2 separate regions of the Homo sapiens genome follow, and region 1 is linked to region 2. A link is a loop called in an ENCODE intact Hi-C map of the cell type or tissue named here. Cell type or tissue: body of pancreas. All regions are shown on one strand. Links, peaks and the distances in the headings refer to the core of each region. The heading gives the core; the rest is flanking DNA.

What was found. A loop is a pair of places that touch in the nucleus more often than their neighbours do. Peaks named below come from ENCODE experiments on the same cell type or tissue, not always from the same donor. Only the 100,000 strongest peaks of a DNase experiment are listed, where the experiment ranks them.
Region 1: it touches region 2 in a loop (2.2-fold over the local background); 4 of 110 quality-filtered maps call a loop at or near these places.

The regions. Positions count from the first base shown.
Region 1 is chr6:36,572,751-36,582,609 of GRCh38, forward strand. No RefSeq gene overlaps it. Among named protein-coding and RNA genes, the nearest start is that of SRSF3, 17 kb to the right of the region's middle. RefSeq lists an enhancer at 3,855-4,798. In body of pancreas, for the core only: a CTCF peak has its summit at 4,002; no DNase peak of the experiment used is centred there; H3K27ac peaks cover 4,223 bases.
Region 2 is chr6:36,449,188-36,459,046 of GRCh38, forward strand. All of the region lies in intron 1 of KCTD20 (potassium channel tetramerization domain containing 20), which reads left to right. It also overlaps the pseudogene RN7SL502P. Among named protein-coding and RNA genes, the nearest start is that of KCTD20, 11 kb to the left of the region's middle. In body of pancreas, for the core only: no CTCF peak of the experiment used is centred there; no DNase peak of the experiment used is centred there.

The sequences.
Region 1 (9,859 bases), core at 805-8,804, 120 kb after region 2:
GGTCCATCTCAAAAAAAAAAAAAAAAGATGGTGGTTTCTCCCATGAGGTTATAAAGGAGTTGAAAAATTCCTATCACCTAGTGATGTCATGGTCATTGCAATGTTGTAGCACAATGCCTTACTCATGTGTTTGTGTGATGCTGGTGTAAACAAACCTACTTATAAAAGTAGCATGCCTGGCGCTATGGCTCATTCCTGTAATTCCAGCACTTTGAGAGACCGAGGCAGGAGAATGGCTTGAGTCTAGGAGTTTGAGACCAGCCTGGGCAACACAGGGAGACCCCATCTCTACAAAAACAAAACAAAAAAAAATTAGCTTGGCCTGTTGGTACATGCTGTAGTCCCAGCTACTCAGGAAGCTGAGGTGGGAGGATCCCTTGACCCCAAGGGTTCGAGGCTGCAGTGAGCTATGATTGCGCCACTGCTTTCCAGCCTGGGCAACAGAGTAAGACCCTGTCTCTTAAAAAAAGAAAAAAAAAAGGTATAAAAAGTAAAAAAAAAAAAAAAAAAAGTTATAGTAAGGTAAGGTTAACTTATTACTGAAGAAAGAAAAATAAATAAATAAATCTAGTGTAGCCTAAGTGTACAGTGTTTATAAAGTCTGCAGTAGTGTCCTAGGTCTTCACACTCACTCATTGACTCACCCAGAGCAACTTCCAGTCCTGCAAGCCCCGTTCCTGACACATGCCCTACAGAAGTGTGCAATTTTAAAATCTTTTTTACTGTGTTTTTGTGTACCTCTCCTGTGTTAAAATATGTCTAGATACACAAATACCATTGTGTTAAAATTTCCTGTAGTATTCAGTAAGTAACATGCTGCATAGGTTTGTAGCCTAGGAGGAATAGGCTATACCATATAGTCTAGGTATGTGATAGGCTATACCATCTAGGTTTGTGTAAGTACATTCTTTTTTTTTTTTTTTTTTTTGAGACAGAGTCTTGCTCTGTCGCCCAGGCTGAGTGCAGTGGCACAATCTCAGCTCACTGCAGCCTCTGTCCCCCAGGTTCCAGCGATTCCCCTGCCTCAGCCTCCTGGGTAGCTGGAATTACAGGCACTCGCCACCATACCTGGCTAATTTTTGTATTTTTAGTAGAGACGGGGTTTCGCCATATTGGCCAGGCTGGTCTCAAACTCCTGATCTCAGATAATCTGCCCGCCTTGGCCTCCCAAAGTAGTGGAATTACAGGTGTAAGCCACCACGCCCGGCCTGTGTAAGTGCATTCTATGATGTTCCCACAATGAGGAAATCATCTGACAATGCATTTCTCAGAATGTACCTCCGTCCTTAAGCAATGCATGACTCTGTGTGTGTGTGTGTGTGTGTGTGTGTGTGTGTGTATTCCATCTCCCCCAATAGTTTTCTCTTGCCCCTTAATAATTCTTTGCTTCAGCTGAGTCTGGCCAAGATGGTGAAACCCCGTCTCTACTAAAAATACAAAAAGTAGCCAGGTGTGGTGGCAGGCGCCTGTAATCCCAGCTACTTGGGAGGTTGAGGCAGGGGAATCACTTGAACCCAGGAGGCGGAGGTTGCAGTGTGCCAAGATTGTGCCATTGCACTCCAGCCTGGGCAACAAGAGTGAAACTCTACCTCAAAAAATAAATAAATAAATAAATAATAATAACAATTCCTTGCTTCTGTTCCTCCCACTCCACATCCTCAAATAGCCACTAATCTGTTTCCTGTCACTATATATTAGTTTGCATTTCTAGAGTTTTATGTAAATGGAATCATGCACTTTTTTTGTCTGACTTCTTTCACTCAGCATATTTTAAGATTAATCAATGTTGTTGCATATAATAGTAGTTCATTCCTTTTATTGCTAAGTAGCATCCCAAATATGCCATATTATCCATTTACCTACTAAAAGATATTTGAGTTGATTCCCTTTTTTTTTTTTTTTTTTTTTGGCTATTACAAGTAAAGCTGCTATGAACATTCATGTACAAGTCTTTGTGTGGACATATGCTTTAATTTCTCTTGAGCAAATATCAAGAAGTAGAATGCCTGGGTCACAAAGTAAGTGTATGTTTAACTTTTTAAGAAATTGCCAAACTGTTTCCCAATGTGGCTGTACCATTTTACATTTATACCAGCAATGCTTGAGGGTTTCATTTCATCCATATCCTCACCAACACTTAGTATGGTCAGGCTTTCAAATTTTAATTTGACCTAATAGGTAGGTCACCTCATGATTTAAAAACCTATGGACAATCCTTGCTTGAAGGTTTGCAAAATGCTTGCAAAAAGCTTACAAAATGCTGATATTATATTTCTAACATTATTTCTATATTGATTACCTGGCATTCTTTGATAAAATAGAGCCTTATCTTATCCACTGACATGATATAGTTACCCTAAATATATTTCCCACTGTAAAGGAAGGTAAAATGTCTAATTCTTTCTTTTCTAATTACCAGTTTTCAAAATAAAGAGTTGTTTTAATCTTCACACACCTTTTTGATTCAGGTGGGTCATTCTTTTTCTCCCTCTCTCTTTTTTTTTTTTTTTTTTTGAGACAATCTTGCTCTGTTACCCAGGCTGGAATACAGTGGTGTGTGATCTTGGTTCACTGTAACCTCGACCTCCTGGGTTCAGGCAATTCTCATGCCTCAGCCACCCAAGTAGCTGGGATTACAGGCGTGCCCCACCATGTCCAGCTAATTTTTTGTATTTTTAGTAGAGATGGGGTTTTGCCATGTTGGCCAGGATGGTCTCGAACTCCCGGCCTCAAGTGATTCACCCGCCTCGGCCTCCCAAAGTGCTGGGATTACAGGCATGAGCCACTGTGTGTGGCCCTTAATTTTTATTTTTTTATTTTTATTCTTTTTTAAGACAGAGTCTCGCTCTGTCACAAAGGCTGCAGTGCAATGGCACAATCTTGGCTCACTGTAGCCTTGACCTCCTGGGCTCAAACAATCCTCTCACTGAGACCAGCACACCCAGCTAATTTTTGTCTTATTTGTAGAGACGCGATTTCACCACATTGCCCAGGTTGGTCTTAACTCCTGAGCTCAAGCAATTTACCTGCCTTGGCCTCCCAAAGTGTTGAGATTACAGGCATCAGCCCAGCTTTAGGTCATTCTTGTTTTCTCCTTTTGCATACAAAATATATGACAATGAGACTCAAAAGAGTTTAAAGAAGTTGCTCGGCCAGGCATGGTGGCTCACGCCTGTAATCCCAGCACTTTGGGAGGCCAAGACAGGCAGATCACGAGGTCAGGAGTTTGAGACCAGCCTGGCCAATATGGTGAAACCCCATCTCTAGTAAAAATACGAAAATTAGCCAGGAGTAGTGGCACGCACCTGTAATCCCAGCTACTAGGGAGACTGAGGCAGGAGAATTGCTTGAACCGGTGAGGCGGAGGTTGCAGTGAGCCAAGATTGCACCACCACACTCCAGCCTGGGTGACAGAGCAAGACTCCTCGAAAAATAAAAATAAAAAAGGAGTTTCTCAAGGTTTTAATCCCAGCCAACAACCAAGAATCCTGATAAGAATTTGCTTCTAAAATAAAAGCTCTCGGTTGGGTGCGGTGGCTCACATCTGTAATCCCAGCCCTTTGGGAGACCAAGGCAGGATCACTTGAGATCAGGAGCTCAAGACTAGCCTGGCCAACACGGTGAAACCTCGTCTCTACTAAAAATACAAAAATTAGCCGGGTGTAGTGGTACACGCCTGTAATCCCAGCTACTCGGGAGGCTGAGACACGAGAATTGCTTGAACCCAGGAGGCGGAGGTTGCAGTGAGCCAAGATCCTGCCACTATGCTCCAGCCTGGGCGACACTGCAAGACTCTGTCTCAAATAATAATAATAATAATAATAAATAAAATAAAAGCTCTCAGTTGCCAAGGTATTTTGAAGATTTGTAGCTGCATGCCTGTTACTGGACACCTGCTTCCTAGTAACATGGTCAGAGGCTAGTGAGAAACGTCTCACCTCCCTGCCGTGAACTCCCTCATCTCGGCAAGGCCTCTACAGTCCTGTGTCTCACAGGCTGTTGTGTTCCCCTTTCCAGCACCTGCTGGTATAAGGCAGAAACTGAACACTGTTACCCAACAGGCCTTTCTCATGAAAGCCCTGTTCATTGATTTCTGTTTTTCTTTCAGAAATTAGAATTAATTAGACCTCCTGGGCTCTTTTCCAAGCAAAAATAGAGGTAGAAAGTAGTGGCTGGGCGCGGTGGCTGATGCCTGTAATCCTAGCACTTTGGGAGGCCGAGGCGGGTGGATTGCCTGAGCTTAGGAATTCAAAACCAGCCTGGGCAACACGGTGAAACCCCGTCTCTACTAAAATACAAAAAATTAGCCGGGTGTGGTGGAGTCCGCCTGTAATCCTGGCTACTCGGGAGGCTGAGGCAGAAGAATTGGTAGAACCCAGGAGGCGGAGTTTGCAGTGAGCTGAGATCGTGCCACTACACTCCAGCTTGGGCGACAGAGCAAGACTCCATCTCTAAAAAAAAAAAAAAAATTAGCAAGTGGCAGAAAAGCAAGGAATCTGAGAGAGGGACTAGATGGTGGAGTCAGCAAGGGACTCAGAATCTAAGTGGGAGGGAGTTTCTGAGCCTGCCCTGGCTCAGAAGGCTGTCCATGGGAAAAAAAAAAAAAAAAAGAAGAAGAAGCTAAAGGGTGGACAGGGTGATGGGAAGGCTCTGGAACAGAGGTAGCAATTATTAAAATATTTAAATAGTTGTGTGTTCATTGGTAGACAGCAGCTGCTCTGAGACCTCAAGCCAGTGCTTATCTTCCACCCACCCCCGGCACCCAGTCTCTTCTCTTGCCACCCTCTGATGACTGTTTTGATTAGTTAGGATCCAGGCTGAACTGTGGTTAAATATTTTGAATAACTTCCCTGGGTGTGGACACAAACCAGACTGGAATTCTAACTAGTGTGACCTGGCAACGGTATTCTTTTTTTTTTCTTTCTTTCTGAGATGGAGTCTCCCTCTGTTGCCCAGGCTAGAGTGCAGTGGCGCGATCTCGGCTCACTGCAACCTCCTCCTCCTGGGTTCAAGTGATTCTCCTGCCTCAGCTTCCCAAGTAGTTGGGACTACAGGTGCATGCCACCAACTCGGCTTTTTTTTTTTTTGTATTTTCAGTAGAGACGGGGTTTCACCACATTGGCCAAGCTGGTCTCAAACTCCTGACCTCATGATCCACCCGCCTCGGCCTCCCAGAGTGCTGGGATTACAGGTGTGAGCCACCGTGCCCGGCCTGGCAACGGTATTCTAACTTGAACACAGTGTCACCAACCACTGTTTGCGAACATTCAGACAGCATCAACTCTGTCTACCCTTGGGTCATAGACTTTTAGGTACTGGTGATATCATATGTCTTTCCTACTGTTGTGATCAAAAGTTTGAAAAATCCAGATTAGAGCATTCCAGGTAGAGGGGACTGAATGCAGGGATACACAGCTTGTTTCTGGAGAGGAAATACGAGATGCCTTGGAGGTAGGCGGGGGCCAGGTATGAAGGCCATGAGGCCCATGGTCAGTCGAGAGTGACCAGGAGGCAGTGACACTCTGATATGGGACACAGAATGGAAAGATAGTGAATTGGAGGTCTGAAGCACGTTGGGGACATGAGAAAGAAGCATGTGTGTTGGATATATGGCTCAGGGGTCGGGGAGAGCCCCCACTCCTCCAAAGATAAAGCAGAGAACAGAGGTCCTGAAAGCAGATGAAGTCCCTCATGGAGAGAGCACACGGGGAGCTGGGAAGGGGCACGGGAGGGAATCCCGCGGGCCCCCTGCATTAGCAGGCAGAGGAGGAAGAGCACTCTGGAGGGCACTAAGGAAGAGGAGCCAGAGAGATGGGAATGTGGAAACTGGGAGGGAGAATTAACAGGCTGAGATGCTGTGAGTCCAGTAAGATAAGGACTCAGACATCTGCTGGGCCCCAGAGGCAGTATGGGTCTATGGTTAGGTAGCCTGACTGCAGGGGTCTAATCTGGCTCTGGTAATTCTGAGCTCTGTGACCTTTGGCAAGTGTTTTAATCTCTTGTGCCTCAGTTGTTTTCCTCTATAAAATGGAGATAATAACATTTACCTGAGTTTCAAGGATTAAATGAGTGTGTGTGTGTGTGTGTATGCATGAGTGTGTGCATGTGTAGAGGAGAGAGAGAGAAAAAAAGATAGAGACAGAAAGACAGCCAGAAAGAGAGGGAGATTGAGAGAGAGATGCTCTGAACCAGGTTTAAAAAGTAGTAAATGAGCCAGGCGTAGTGGCTCACACCTGTAATCCCAGCACTTTGGGAGGCCGAGGCGGGTGGATCACCTGAGGTCAGGAGTTTGAGACCAGCCTGGCCAACATGGTGAGACTCCGTCTCTACTTAAAATACAAAAAATTAGCCGGGCCAGGTGTTGCACACCTGTAATCCCAGCTACTCAGGAGGCTGAGGCAGGAGAATCTCTTTAACTCAGGAGGCAGATGTTGCAGTGAGCCGAGATTGCACCACTGCACTCCAGCCTGGGGTAACAGAGTGAGACTCTGTCACAAAAAAAAAAAAAAAAAAGTAGTAAATGGGCCAGGCACAGTGGCTCATACCTATAATCCCAGCACTTTGGGAGTCCAGTGTGGGTGTATCACTTGAGGTCAGGAGTTGGAGACCAGCCTGGCTAACATGGTGAAACCTCAGCTCTACTAAAAATACAAAAATTAGCCAGGCATGGTGGCAGGCGCCTGTAAACTCAGCTACTTGGGAGGCTGAGGCAGTAGAATCGCTTGAGTCTGGGAAGTGGAGGTTGCAGTGATCTGAGACTATGCCACTGCACTCCAGCCTGGGTGACAGAGTGAGACTCCATCTCAAAAAAAAAAAAAAAAAAAGAAAAGAAAAAAAAAGTGGTAAATGCTACACACAAGCTTATGCGAAATTATGACAGCTATCACTTGCTGGGCCTGAGTTTTCTTGGCTACAAACTAAATTAGTGTGTAAACTCTAGAAACTCAGGAAAAAAAGAAAGCCATACTGGAGCTAAACAGACAAATATCTTTCAAAACACAGAATTAAGCACACACTAAAGATTGTGACATCCTGACATCTCCACTCTGCCCTCTTCAGTTGCTTCTTGTTGTTGCTTTTGAGGCTAAACTTACTTCCCTGTATTTGTGAGTTCCAGAGTGCAAGCTAGGGTCACCGAAACAAAGGTTTCTCATCTTCCAGCTGCACAAGCAATCCTTTTATTCTAGCCTGGATCCTTTGCCAGACCTCTCTGTAGGTCTGAGAACCAAATAAGGTAACACACACGAGGCAGGCATTGAAGTCCAGGCACCACTGAGTGGGAAGGGAGGGTGGGGCTGAAATCAAAACGGGGAAGAGTCTTGGAGCTCAGGAACTGTGCTGCCTCAGGGGGCCCAGCATGCGAGGAAGGACGTCTGTCCATGTAACATGGTGTTCCTTAGGGCTCTCTGGAGGAAAGGGGGGGCTGAAAAAGCAAACACACACCCCCAGAGACACCAAACGCAGGCAATTTCCAAGCATTGTTGCTTTCTTTTTTTCTCTCTCTTTTTCTTTTTCTGAGATAAAGTCCCTCTGTTGCCCAGGCTGGAGTGCAGTGGTGCGATCTCAGCTCACTGCAGCCTCCCTTATGGCTGGGCTCAAGCAATTCTCCTGCGTTAGCCTCCCGAGTAGCTGGGACCACAGGCACGCACCACCACGCCCAGCTATATATATATATTTATTTATTTTTGGTAGAGACAAGGTTTTGCCACGTTAGCCAGGCTGTTCTCAAACTTCTGAGTTCGAGCAATCCACCCACCTTGGCCTCCCAAAGTGCTAGGATTACAGGTGTGAACCACTGCATGTGGCCCAATCATAGCTGCTTTCTGCTCCTCAAGTGGACACCAGGCTCCAGAGTCTCACCTGGGATTTGAATCCCACCTTCACCCATTTTTTTTTTTTTTGAGACGGAGTTTCGCTCTTGTTCCCCAGGCTGGAGTGCAGTGGCACAATCTTGGCTCACCGCAACCTCCGCCTCCCAAGTTCAAGCGATTCTCCTGCCTCAGCCTCCCAAGTAGCTGGGATTACAGGCATGTGCCACCACGACCGGCTACTTTTGTATTTTTAGTAGAGACGGGGTTTCTCCATGTTTCTCAGGCTGGTCTCGAACTCCCGACCTCAGGTGATCCGCCTGACTCGGCCTCCCAAAGTGCTGGGATTACAGGCGTGAGCCACTGAGCCCGGCCCCTACCTTCATCCTTTATAAACTGTGAGACCTTTGACAAATTACTTAACTTCTCTGTGTCCTAGTTTTCATTTGTTTCAAGTACTACAATTACATTTTATAAGTCAGGTACACTCCAGGAAAAATGACAGGGTGAAAATTAGTGTGTGTGCATGTGTGTGTCGGGTGGGTGGGGTGTGGTTGCGTGTGGAGAAATGTGTTGAGGGGGGCGGCGTGTCAGGAAAGTAGAATTACCCAAATGTGCCCAGAAAACTCCCACATTTCGGTGTTTGTGAGACATTCCCAGATTGGGAGAAATAAGATAATTAACTGACAACAGTTGGAAACTAACTGTGGACCAATTTAAAATGAAAGTTGTAAAGCCAAGCCATTCTTTTAGGTGTTTTGGCTCTCTACTTCAGTAGAAAGAACTTTTATTAATTTTGCACCAAAATGTAATTATAGAAAATTAGGCTGGATGTGGTGGCTCACGCCTGTAATCCCAGCACTTTGAAAGGCTGAGGCAGGGCTGGGCCTGGTGGCTCAAGCCTGTAATCCCAGCACTTTGGGAGGCCAAGGCGGCAGATCACTTGAGGTCAGGAGTTCGAGACCAGCCTGGCCAACATGGCAAAACCCTGACTTTACTAAAAATACAAAAATTAGCTGGGCACGGTGGTGGTGCCTGTAATCTCAGCTACTGGGGAGGCCGAGGCAGGAGAATTGCTTGAATCCAGGAGGCAGAGGTTGCGGTGAGCGAAGATAGCACCACTGCACTCCAGCCTGGGTGAAGAAGCAAGATTCCATCTCAGAAAAATAAAAAGAAAGGCTGAGGCAGGAGGATTGCTTGAGCCCAGGAGTTCAAGACGACCTTGGGCAATATAGTGAGACCTTGTCTTTACAAAAAGTAAAAAAATTAGCTGGGTGTGGTGGTGCATGCCTGTAGTCTCAGCTACTCTGAAGGCTGAGGTGGGAGGATTGCAAGAGCCCAGGAGGTCGAGGCTGCAGTGAGCCGTGATTATGCCACTGCATTCCAGCCTGGGTGACAGAGCAAGATCCTGTCTCCAAAAAGGAAAAAAAGAAAAAAGAAAAACAAAAATTAAACCAAGCAGAAAACAGGAAAAAAAAATTCCTCAACTGTCTTATCATCTAGAGCTAAGTGTTAAACTTTCGTACTTTTTTCTGTGTCTATATGTATATACATACAGACATACATATACACATATAAATACTTGTATATTTGGAAAGTTGATCATGCCTGCGTTGTTCTGCAAGCTTTGAGGGGCAATGGTAAGAAGAGCTCTGAATTGCTAGGTGCAGTGGCTCACGACTATAATTCTGGCACTTTGGGAGGCTGAGGCAGGTGGATCACCTGAGGTCAGGAGTTCAAGACCAGCCTGGCCAACATGGTGAAACCCCATCTCTACTAAAAATACAAAAAATTAGCTGGGCATGGTGGCGGGTGTCTGTAATCCCAGCTACTTGGGAAGCTGAGGCAGGAGAATCACTTGAACCCAACAGGCGAAGGTTGCAGTGAGCTGAGATCATGCCATTGCATTCCAGCCTGGGCAACAAGAGCAAAACTCTGTCTCAAAAAAAAAGAAGAGCTCTGAATCTTCTTAAAACCTACTCAAGGCTGGGAGTGGTGGCTCACACCTGTAATCCCAGCACTTTCGGAGGCCAAAGCAGGTGGATCGCTGA
Region 2 (9,859 bases), core at 1,247-9,246:
TGCTGATTGGTCCATTTTACAGAGTGCTGATTGGTCCATTTACAAACCTTTAGCTAGACACAGAGCGCTGATTGGTGCGTTTTTACGGAGTGCTGATTGGTGCATTTATAAACCTTTAGCTAGACACAGAGCACTGATTGGTGCGTTTTTACAGAGTGCTGATTGGTGCATTTACAAACCTTTAGCTAGACACAGAGCGCTGATTGATAGACACAGAGCGCTGATTCATGCGTTTTTACATAGTGCTGATTGGTGCGTTTACAATCCTTTAGCTAGACACAGAGTGCTGATTGGTGTGTTTTTACAGAGTGCTGATTGGTGCATTTATAATCCTTTAGCTAGACACAGAGCACTGATTGGTGCGTTTACAATCCTTTAGCTAGGCAGAAAAGTTCTCCAATTGCGTTTACAATCCTTTAGGCAGAAAAGTTCTCCAAGTCCCCACTCGACCCAGGAAGTCCAGCTGGCTTCACCTCTCATCTTCACATTGTCATCCCTCTGTTTATGTGTTCTACTCGCCCCATTTTGAGGACTCCAGACATATTGGATTAGGGCCCACCTTAATGACTTCGTTTAAAAGGCACTGTCTCCAAATACAGGCACATTCTGAGGACTAGGGGTTAGGGCTTCACATATGAATTTTGAGGGAGACACAGTTCAGCCCCGACAATCTGTTTAAGAAGTTATGTGTTGGTGGCCGGGCGCGGTGGCTCACGCCTGTAATCCCAGCACTTTGGGAGGCTGAGGCGGGCGGATCACAAGGTCAGGAGATCGAGACCATCATGGCTAACATGGTGAAACTCCGTCTGTACTAAAAATATAAAAAATTAGCTGGGCGTGGTTGCAGGCGCCTGTAGTCCCAGCTACTTGGGAGGCTGAGGCAGGAGAATGGCGTGAACCCAGGAGGCGGAGCTTGCAGTGAGCCGAGATTGCGCCACTGCACTCCAGCCTGGGCAACAGAGTGAGACTCCGTCCTAAAAAAAAAAAAAAAAAAAAAAAAAAAGAAGTTATGTATTGGGGCCGGGTGCAATGGCTCCTGCGTGTAATCCCAACACTTTGGGAGGTGGAGGCAGGTGGATCATCTGAGGTCAGGAGTTTGAGACCAGCGTGGCCAACATGACGAAACCCTGTCTCTACTAAAAATACAAAAATTAGCTGGGCACGATGGCACGTGCTTGTAATCCCAACTACTCGGGAGGCTGAGGTAGGAGAATCGCTTGAACCTGGGAGGCAGAGGTTGCAGTGAGCTGAGATTGTGCCACTGCACTCCAGCCTGGGTGACAGAGTGAGACTCTGTCTCAAAAAAAAAAAAAAGAAAGGTTATGTGTTGGGTAATCTGAATGCTCGTTTCCTTCATCACTATGTCCTACGCCATGAGGCCCAGGCAGCATTCTTTTTCACGTGACTGGCTTTACCTGTTCTTCAGAACCATGCTTACTTTTGTATACCCTGAGAAGCATATTATGCCTCTGTATAAATCATTGTGTTATGTTATATTTAAGATTATCCTGTTAGCCTACTGAATAATGTGCTTGAAAAACTATTCCATACATTAACTTAAATTCCTAATTCATCTATTAAGCTCATTTCTTCTTTAATCTAGATGGAAGAATGTCAAACTATTTTATGTGATAATATATTGTTTTCTGATTAAACTTTAAAAATTTTCTCTTAAACTGTTTCAAGCAGTTTTAAAAATTTATTTTATCTTATTTTACTTTTTAAGAGTTAGAAGTCTTGCTGTGTTGCCCAGGCTGAAGCATAGTAGCTATTCACAGTCTTGATCCCACTACTGATCAGCACAGGAGTTTTGACTTGCCTGTTTCCAGCCTGGGTCAGTTCTCCCCTCCTTAGGCATCCTGGTGGATCCCTGCTCCTGGGAGGTCACCATTGATGCTAAATTTGGTGCAGACACCTGATTGACATAGCGCACTACAGCCCAGAACTTCTGGGCTCAAGTGATCCTCCCACCTCAGCCTCCTAAGTAGCTGGGGCTACAATAGTGTGCCATGGAACCTAGTTACAAGCAGTTTTTAAGAAACCATTCCAATGATTCCAATGTTTTCTTGAGAAGGTATCTGTTTTTAGAGATACATTTTCATTTTTCCTTATTTTAAAGATAATAACACATTCATTTTAGAGACTTTAGAATATTCAGTAAGACAATAACTTTTTAAAAGAAAAGTCACGTGATTCTACAGTTAAGGGAGAATAATCTTTTCCATCTTTTTTCTGTGGATACATTTATTGTTTCAACTTGCCTTTTAAAAATCTAATATATCAATACTATTTCACACTATTTCAGTTATTTTCTTTTCTGAAATAAGGTCTTGCTCTGTCACCCAGGATGAGGTGTAGTGGCAAGATTTCAGCTCACTGCAGCTTTGACCTCCGGGCTTAAGCAGTCCTCCCACGTCAGCCTTGCCCAAGTAGTTGGGACTACAGGTATGTGCCACCACACCCAGCTAATTTTTTTATTTTTTGTAGAAACGAGGTCTCACTGTGTTGTCCAGTTTTGTCTTGAACTCCTGGGCTCAAGCGATCCTCCTGCCTTGGCCTCCCAAAGTGTTAGGATTACAGGCATAAACTGCTGCACCTGGCCCTATTTTAGTTATTTTCAAACAGATTTCTATTTATTTATTTAGAGACAGAGTCTCACTCTGTCACCCAGGCAGTGCAGTAGTGCAGTCTCAGCTCACTGCAACCTCCTCCTCCCCGGTTCAAGTGCTTTTCATGCCTCAGCCTCCTGAGTAGCTGGAATTACAGGTACACACCACCATGCCCAGCTAATTTTTGTATTTTTAGTAGAGACAGGGTTTCGCCATGTTGACCGGGCTGGTCTCAAACTCCTGACTTCAAGTGATCTGCCCACCTTGGCCTCCCAAAGTGCTGGGATTACAGGTGTGAGTCAATGTGCCTGGCCTATTTTTTTAATTGGTGAATCATATGAATTGATTTTTGAATGTTAAACCAATCTTTGCCATAATGTATTATCCTTTTTTATGTGGCTGAATTTGATTTTCTCATAATTTGTTTAGGATTTTTGTGATTATGTTCATGAGAAAGTTTGATATAATTTCTTCGTTAAAAGTGTGGGAAAATTTGCTAGTCAAGCCATTGGATTCTGGAAAAGTTTTAATTATCAATTAAATTTCTTTACTAGATATAGGACTTTGCAGATTTTCTAATTTTTCTAAGTCAGTTTCAATAAATTATAGAATATTCATTTAATCTGCAAATTCTAATTTACTGGCATAAATTGTACAAAATAACTGCTCATCTTTTTAGTCTCATGGGATGTGTACTGATAGTCTTTTTTCATCTGTGATCATTGTAGTGTGCATCTTCATTTTCTTTTTTTTTTTTTTTTTTTTAGATGAAGTCTCACTCTGTTGCCCAAGCTGCAGTGCAATGTCGCTATCTTGGCTTACTGCAACCTCCGCTTCCCGAAGCGATTCTACTGCCCCAGCCTCCTGAGTAGCTGGGACTACAGGTGTACACCATGACACCTGGCTAATTTTTGTATTTTTAGTAGAGATGGGGTTTCACTATGTTGGCCAGGCTGGTCTTGAACTCCTGACCTCGTGATCCGCCCGCGTCAGTCTCCCGAAGTGCTGGGATTACAGGCGTGAGCCACCGCGCCCAGCCTTATTTTCTTTTTAAAACAACTTCACTGAGAGAGAATTCACATAACATACAATTCACTCATATAAAGTATAGAGTTGAGTGGTTTAGTATATTCAAAGTTGTGCAGACATTACCACCATTATTTCTTTCTTGATCAGTTTTTAGGGCTTATCAGTTTTCTTAGCTTTTTTTTTTTTTTTTTTTTTTTTTGGATACAGGGTCTCACTCTGTTGCCCTGGCTGGAGTGCAGTGGCGCGATCTTGGCTCACGGCAACCTCCGCCTCCCAGGCTCAAGCAATTTGAGTGCCTCAGCCTCCCAAGTAGCTGGGATTACAGACGCGTGCCACTACTGCCTGGCTAATTTTTTTTGTATTATTAGTAGAGACAGGGTCTCACCATGTTGGCCAGGCTGGTCTTGAACTCCTGACCTCAAGTGATCCACCCGCCTTGGCCTCCCAAACTGCTGGGATTACAGGCGTGAGCCACCACCCCCAGCCTTTTGTTTTATTTTGTTTTGTTTTCTTAAAGCCAACTTTTGGCTTTATTGATTTTTCTCAGTTGAGCTTGTGTTTTCTTTTACATTAATTTCTGCCCTTATTTCTTTCCTTATATATTCTTTAGGATTAATAAGCTATTATTTTCCTGCCTTGAGAAAGATACTTTGATTATTGTTTTTCATTCTTTTCTAATGTTTTGTTTTTTGTTTTTTTTTTTTTTGAGACGGAGTTTTGCTCTTGTTGCCCAGGCTGAAGTGCAATGGTGTGATCTTGGCCCACCGCAACCTCTGCCTCCTGGGTTCAAGCGATTCTCCTGCCTCAGCCTCCCCAGTAGCTGGGATTACAGGCATGCACCACCACACCTGCCAATTTTGTATTTTTAGTAGAGACGTTTCTTGATGTTGGTCAGGCTGGTCTCAAACTCCTGACCTCAGGTGATCCGCCCGCCTTGGCCTCCCAAAGTGCTGGGATTACAGATATGAGCCACTGTGCCCGGCCTCTAATATATGTTTTAAAGCTATAAATTTTCCTTTGTGCCTGGAGTTAGGCTTATTTAACAAGTTCGCATATGTTGTATTCATTCAGTTCAAAATATTTTCTCCATTTCATTGTGTTCTGTTTTTGGTCCAAGGTTATTCAGAAGTGTGTTGCTTAATTTTCCAACATTTGAGGATATTTTGTTTTTGTCATTGATTTTTAACTTAATTCCACTGTGTTCAGAGAACATAACTATTCTTTCAATCTTTTGAAATGTATTGAGACTTACTATGTAGCCTGAATGTGGTCAGTTCTGATTAATTTTTCAAGTGTACTTGCAAAAGAATTACTCTGCAATTGGGTGCAAATTTGGTTAATTTATGAATGATGTTATTCAAACCTTCTATATGAGCAGTGGACAAACTACCTCCTGCTGCCTTTTTTGTACACAAAGTTTTATTAGAACACAGCCATGCTTACTCATTTACAAATTGTCTATGACTGCTTTTGCTCTATAATAGTATGGCCCACAAGACCTAAAATATTTACTTTATGGCTCTTTTTTTTTTTTGAGATGGAGTCTCGCTCTGTCGCCCAGGCTGGAGTGCAGTGGCGTGATCTCAGCTCACTGCAACCTCCACCTCCCGGGTTCAAGCAATTCTCCTGCCTCAGCCTCCTGAGTAGCTGGGACTACAGATGCATGCCACCACACCCGGCTAATTTTTGTGATTTTAGTAGAGATGGGGTTTCACCATATTGGTCAGGCTTGTCTCGAACTCCTGATTTCAGGTGATGCACCCAGCTGGGCCTCCCAAAGTGCTGGGATTACAGGCGTGAGCCACTGTGCCCAGCCTTTTTTTTTTTTCTTGAGTCGGAGTCTTGCTCTGTTCCGCAGGCTGGAGTGCAGTGACACAATCTCAGCTCACTGCAACCTCCGCCGCCGGGTTCAAGCAGTTCTCCCGCCTCAGTCTCCCAAGTACCTGGGACTACAGGCACCCACCTGCCTGTAGTCATGCCTGGCTAATTTTCATATTTCTGTAGAATTGGGGTTTCACCATGTTGTTGGCCAGGCTGGTCTTGAACTCCTGACCTCAGGTGATCCGCCCATCTTGGCCTCCCAAAGTGCTAGGATTACAGGCATGAGCCACCGTGCCCGGCCTACTTTATGGCTCTTTACCAGAAAAGTTTGCCACCCATTCTACAGTGTTACTTTTAGGCTCCCAATGGAAAACCTGGGGTATTTCACAGGATCCTTCCTCCTCTGCAGACCCATTCCAGTTTTTGTCTCTCCAGCATCTTGATGCTGACAAAAGCTCTGCTTAACTTCTCAACTTTTGGGCCAGGCACAGTGGCTTACGCCTGTAATCCCAGCACTTTGGGAGGCTGAGGTGGGCGGATCACCTGAGGTCAGGAGTTTGAGACCAGCCTGGCCAACACAGTGAAACCCTGCCGCTACTAAAAATACAAAAATTAGCTGGGTGTGGTGGCAGGTGTCTGTAGTCCCAGCCACTCAGGAGGCCGAGGCAGGATAATCGCTTTAACCTGAGTGGCAGAGGTTGCAGTGAGCCAAGATCATGCCACTGCACTCCAGCCTGGGCGACAGAGCAAGACTCCGTCTAAAAACAAAAACAGAACAAACAAAAAAACTTCTCAACTTTTTAGCTGCTGCTTTCTACTTAGCTTTATAGCCTTTTGGTAGCTGCTTCCAAATTGGCAAATATCTGGAGGAGAAAAGTGGTACAGAGTGTTGGGCTTAACTTATTTGCTTTCTCTATTAGCGTTCCACCAAAGAAAATAGAACCAGTAGTGTGTGTGTGTGTGTGTGTGTGTGTTCACACACATACATATTAGGCTATTTATTGCAAAGAATTGGTTCACACTATGTTGGGGACTAGCTAGGCAAGTCTGAAACCCGTAAGACAGGTTGCAGCCAGGAGGGACAGGCAGGACCTCTAGGATAGGAGCAAAAGCTACAGTCTGCAGGCAGAATTTCTTCTTCCTCAGAGAAGTTTGTGTTCTGCCCTTAAAGCAACTGATTGGATCAGGCCCACCCAGATTATCTAGGATAATCTTCCTTACTTAAAGTAAGTAACTATAGACTGTAATTGTATCTACCAAATACCTTGACAGCAACACCTGTATTAGTGTTTGAATAACGGGACTGTAGCCTAGCCAAGTTGATACATAAAATTGACCATCACATCTTCTCTGTAGGAATTCACTTCTTGAGTCTTGGCCACTTCACTAGTTGTCTGATGCCTTCAAACAGATGTTTTTTTTCTGTTTTACTCAGCTTTTCTGAGCGCTCTCCAGTAGGAGGTTTATTCTGGTAGAAACTTGCCCATTGGTAGCAGTAGAAATCCCAGTGTTCTAGAAAATGTTCTGAGGCCAGGTACAGTAGCTCACACCTGTAATCCCAGCACTTTGGGAGGCCAAGGCAGGAGGATTGCTTGAGACCAGCCTGGGCAACATAGCAAGACCCCATCGCTAAAAAATTAGCTTTTTTTTGAGACGGAGTCTTGTTCTGTCACCCAGGCTGGAGTGCAGTGGCGCAATCTTGGCTCACTGCAACCTCTGCCTCCCGGGTTCAAGCGATTCTCCTGCCTCAGACTCCCAAGTAGCCAGGATTACAGGCGCCCGTCACCACATCCAGCTAATTTTTGTATTTTTAGTAGAGACAGGGTTTCACCATGTTGGCCAGGCTGGTCTCGAACTCCTGACCTTAGATGATCCGCCCACCTTGGCCTCCCAGAGTGTTGGGATTACAGGCCTGAGCCACCACGCCCAGGCTTTTTTTTTTTTTTTTTTTTTTTTTAAGAGCTGGGATCTTGCTCTGTTATCCACGGTGGCATATAGTGGTGCTATCACAGCTCACTGCAGTTTTGACCTCCTGAGCTCAAATGACCTTCCTGCCTCAGCCTCCTGAGTAGCTGAGACTACAAGTGTGCACAACCATGCCTGGAAAAAAGAGATGGTAAAGAGCCTGTGGAGCCTGTAACCCACTCCTGAGTAGCTGGGACTACAGGTGTGCAAAACCACGTCTGGAAAAAAGAGATGGTAAAGAGATGGCGGTCTTGGTGTGTTGTCCAGGCTAGTCTCATGCAATCCTCCTCTCATGCAAACCTTGGCCTCTCAAGTAGCTGGGACTACAGGCATATGCCACCATGCCTGGCTAATTTTTTTGTATTTCTTTTTGTGGAGACGGGGTTTTGCCATGTGGCCCAGCCTGGTACTCCTGGTCTCAAGTGATCCACCTGCCTCGGCCTCCCAAAGTGCTCGGATTACAGGTGTGAGCCACCGTGCCCGGCCTAATTTTTTATTTTTTGGAGAGATGGGGGTCTCACTGTGTTGCCAAGGCTGGTCTCAAATTCCTGGGCTCAAGCAGTCCTCCCACCTTGGCTTCCTAAAGTACAGGGATTGCATGTGAGCCATTGTGGGCTGTATGCTATTCCTGAATTAATGAAGATACTATTTAATCCTTTAAATCACTTATCTGATGCTTTTCAGAGATTCCCACATTACTTGCCTCGGTCATATTGTGGATTTTAGAATTGGAATGGTTTCTTGTAATTTTACCAATACTGAGCATTAAAGAAGGCCTTGCTATTTTTAAGTCTGTATCCTAATCAAATGTTGAGGCCGGGTACGGGGACTCACGCCTATAATTCCAATGCTTTGGGAGGCCCAGGTGGGATGATTGCTTGAGCCCACAAGTTAGAGACCAGTTTAGGCAACATAGTGAGACTCCTATCTCTACTTAAAATAGAATTAAAAAATTAGCTGGGCATGGTTGTGCATACCTGTAATACCAGCTACTTGGGAGGCTGAGGCAGGAGGATTGCTTGAGCCCAGGAGTTGGAGACTACAGTGAGTCATGATCTGCCACTGCAAAAATGTCAAGAAGTCTGGAAACAGTGTTAAATGCAAAACTGTGGCAAGAATTATAGATTTAATATGCTAATCAAAGAAGGGAAATTTATGGTACTTGTCTTTAATATTTAAAGGGTTGGAAGTGATGGAAGGATATGTTTTTCCGGGGGTAGGATTAAACTAGTGCATGGAAGTCACAGTGGGTGTAATAGATTATTTTTGGATATTTTTAGGTAGACTGGGATGAACTAGTAGAGGTGTTTTGTAGTCTTGGGTGGAAGGTTTGAGATCCCAGATTTTGAGGTTCATGATTGGTAAAATTGTGGCGGTGGGTGATTGGGAGACCATCATAAGGTTGCTGGCATTTTATTTTGTCATGTAAGGGCATTAAAAAAATCTAGCCTTCTTTTTTGAGACAGGGTCTTGCTCTGTTGCCCAGGCAGGAAGGCAGTAGCATGATCATGGCTCACTGCAGTCTCAACCTTCTGGACTCAAGCAGTCCTCCCATCTCAGCCTCCTGAGTAGCTGGGACCACAGGCATGAGCCACCATGGCCAGCTAATTTTTTTTTATTTTTATTTTTGTAGAGAAAGGTCTAGGCCGGGTGCGGTGGCTCATGCCTGTAATCCCAGCATTTTTGGGAGGCCGAGGTGGGCGGATCACCTGAGGTCGAGAGTTTGAGACCAGCCTGACCAACATGGAGAAACCCCGTCTCTACTAAAAATACAAAAAAATTAGCCGGGCGTGGTGGTGCATGTCTGTAATCCTAGCTACTCAGGAGGCTAAGGCAGGAGAATTGCTTGAACCTGGGAGGCAGAGGTTGCAGTGAGCCAAGAGCGTGCTACTGCACTCCACCCTGGGCAACAAGAGCAAAACTCCATCTCAAAAAAAAAAAAAAAAAAAGAAAAGAAAGAAAGGTCTGGCTATGTTGCCCAGGCTGGTCTTGAACTCCTGGGCTCAAGTGATCCTCCTGCCTTGGCCTCCCAAAGTGCTGGGATTACAGGCGTGAGCCACTGTGTCTGGATTATTACATTTTTAAAGAAGGCATTTTTGGCCAAGTGAGGTGGCCATGCCTGTAATCCCAACACTTTGGGAGACCAAGGCGGAAGGATGGCTTGATCCCAGGAGCTTGAGACTGGCCTGGGCAACATAGTGAGACCCTGTCTCTACAGAATAATTTAAAAAGGGGAAAAAAAAATTAGCCAGGCATGGTGGCATGTATCTGTGGTTCCAGCTACTTGGGAGGCTGAAGTGGGAGGATTGCTTGAGCCTGGGAGTCCAAGTCTGTTTTTTCTTTTTTTTATACTGACCACTATACTAATGAGGAAAAAAAATACATTTTTAATATTAAAAAAGAAGTAAAGATGGCTGGGCACCGTGGCCCACGCC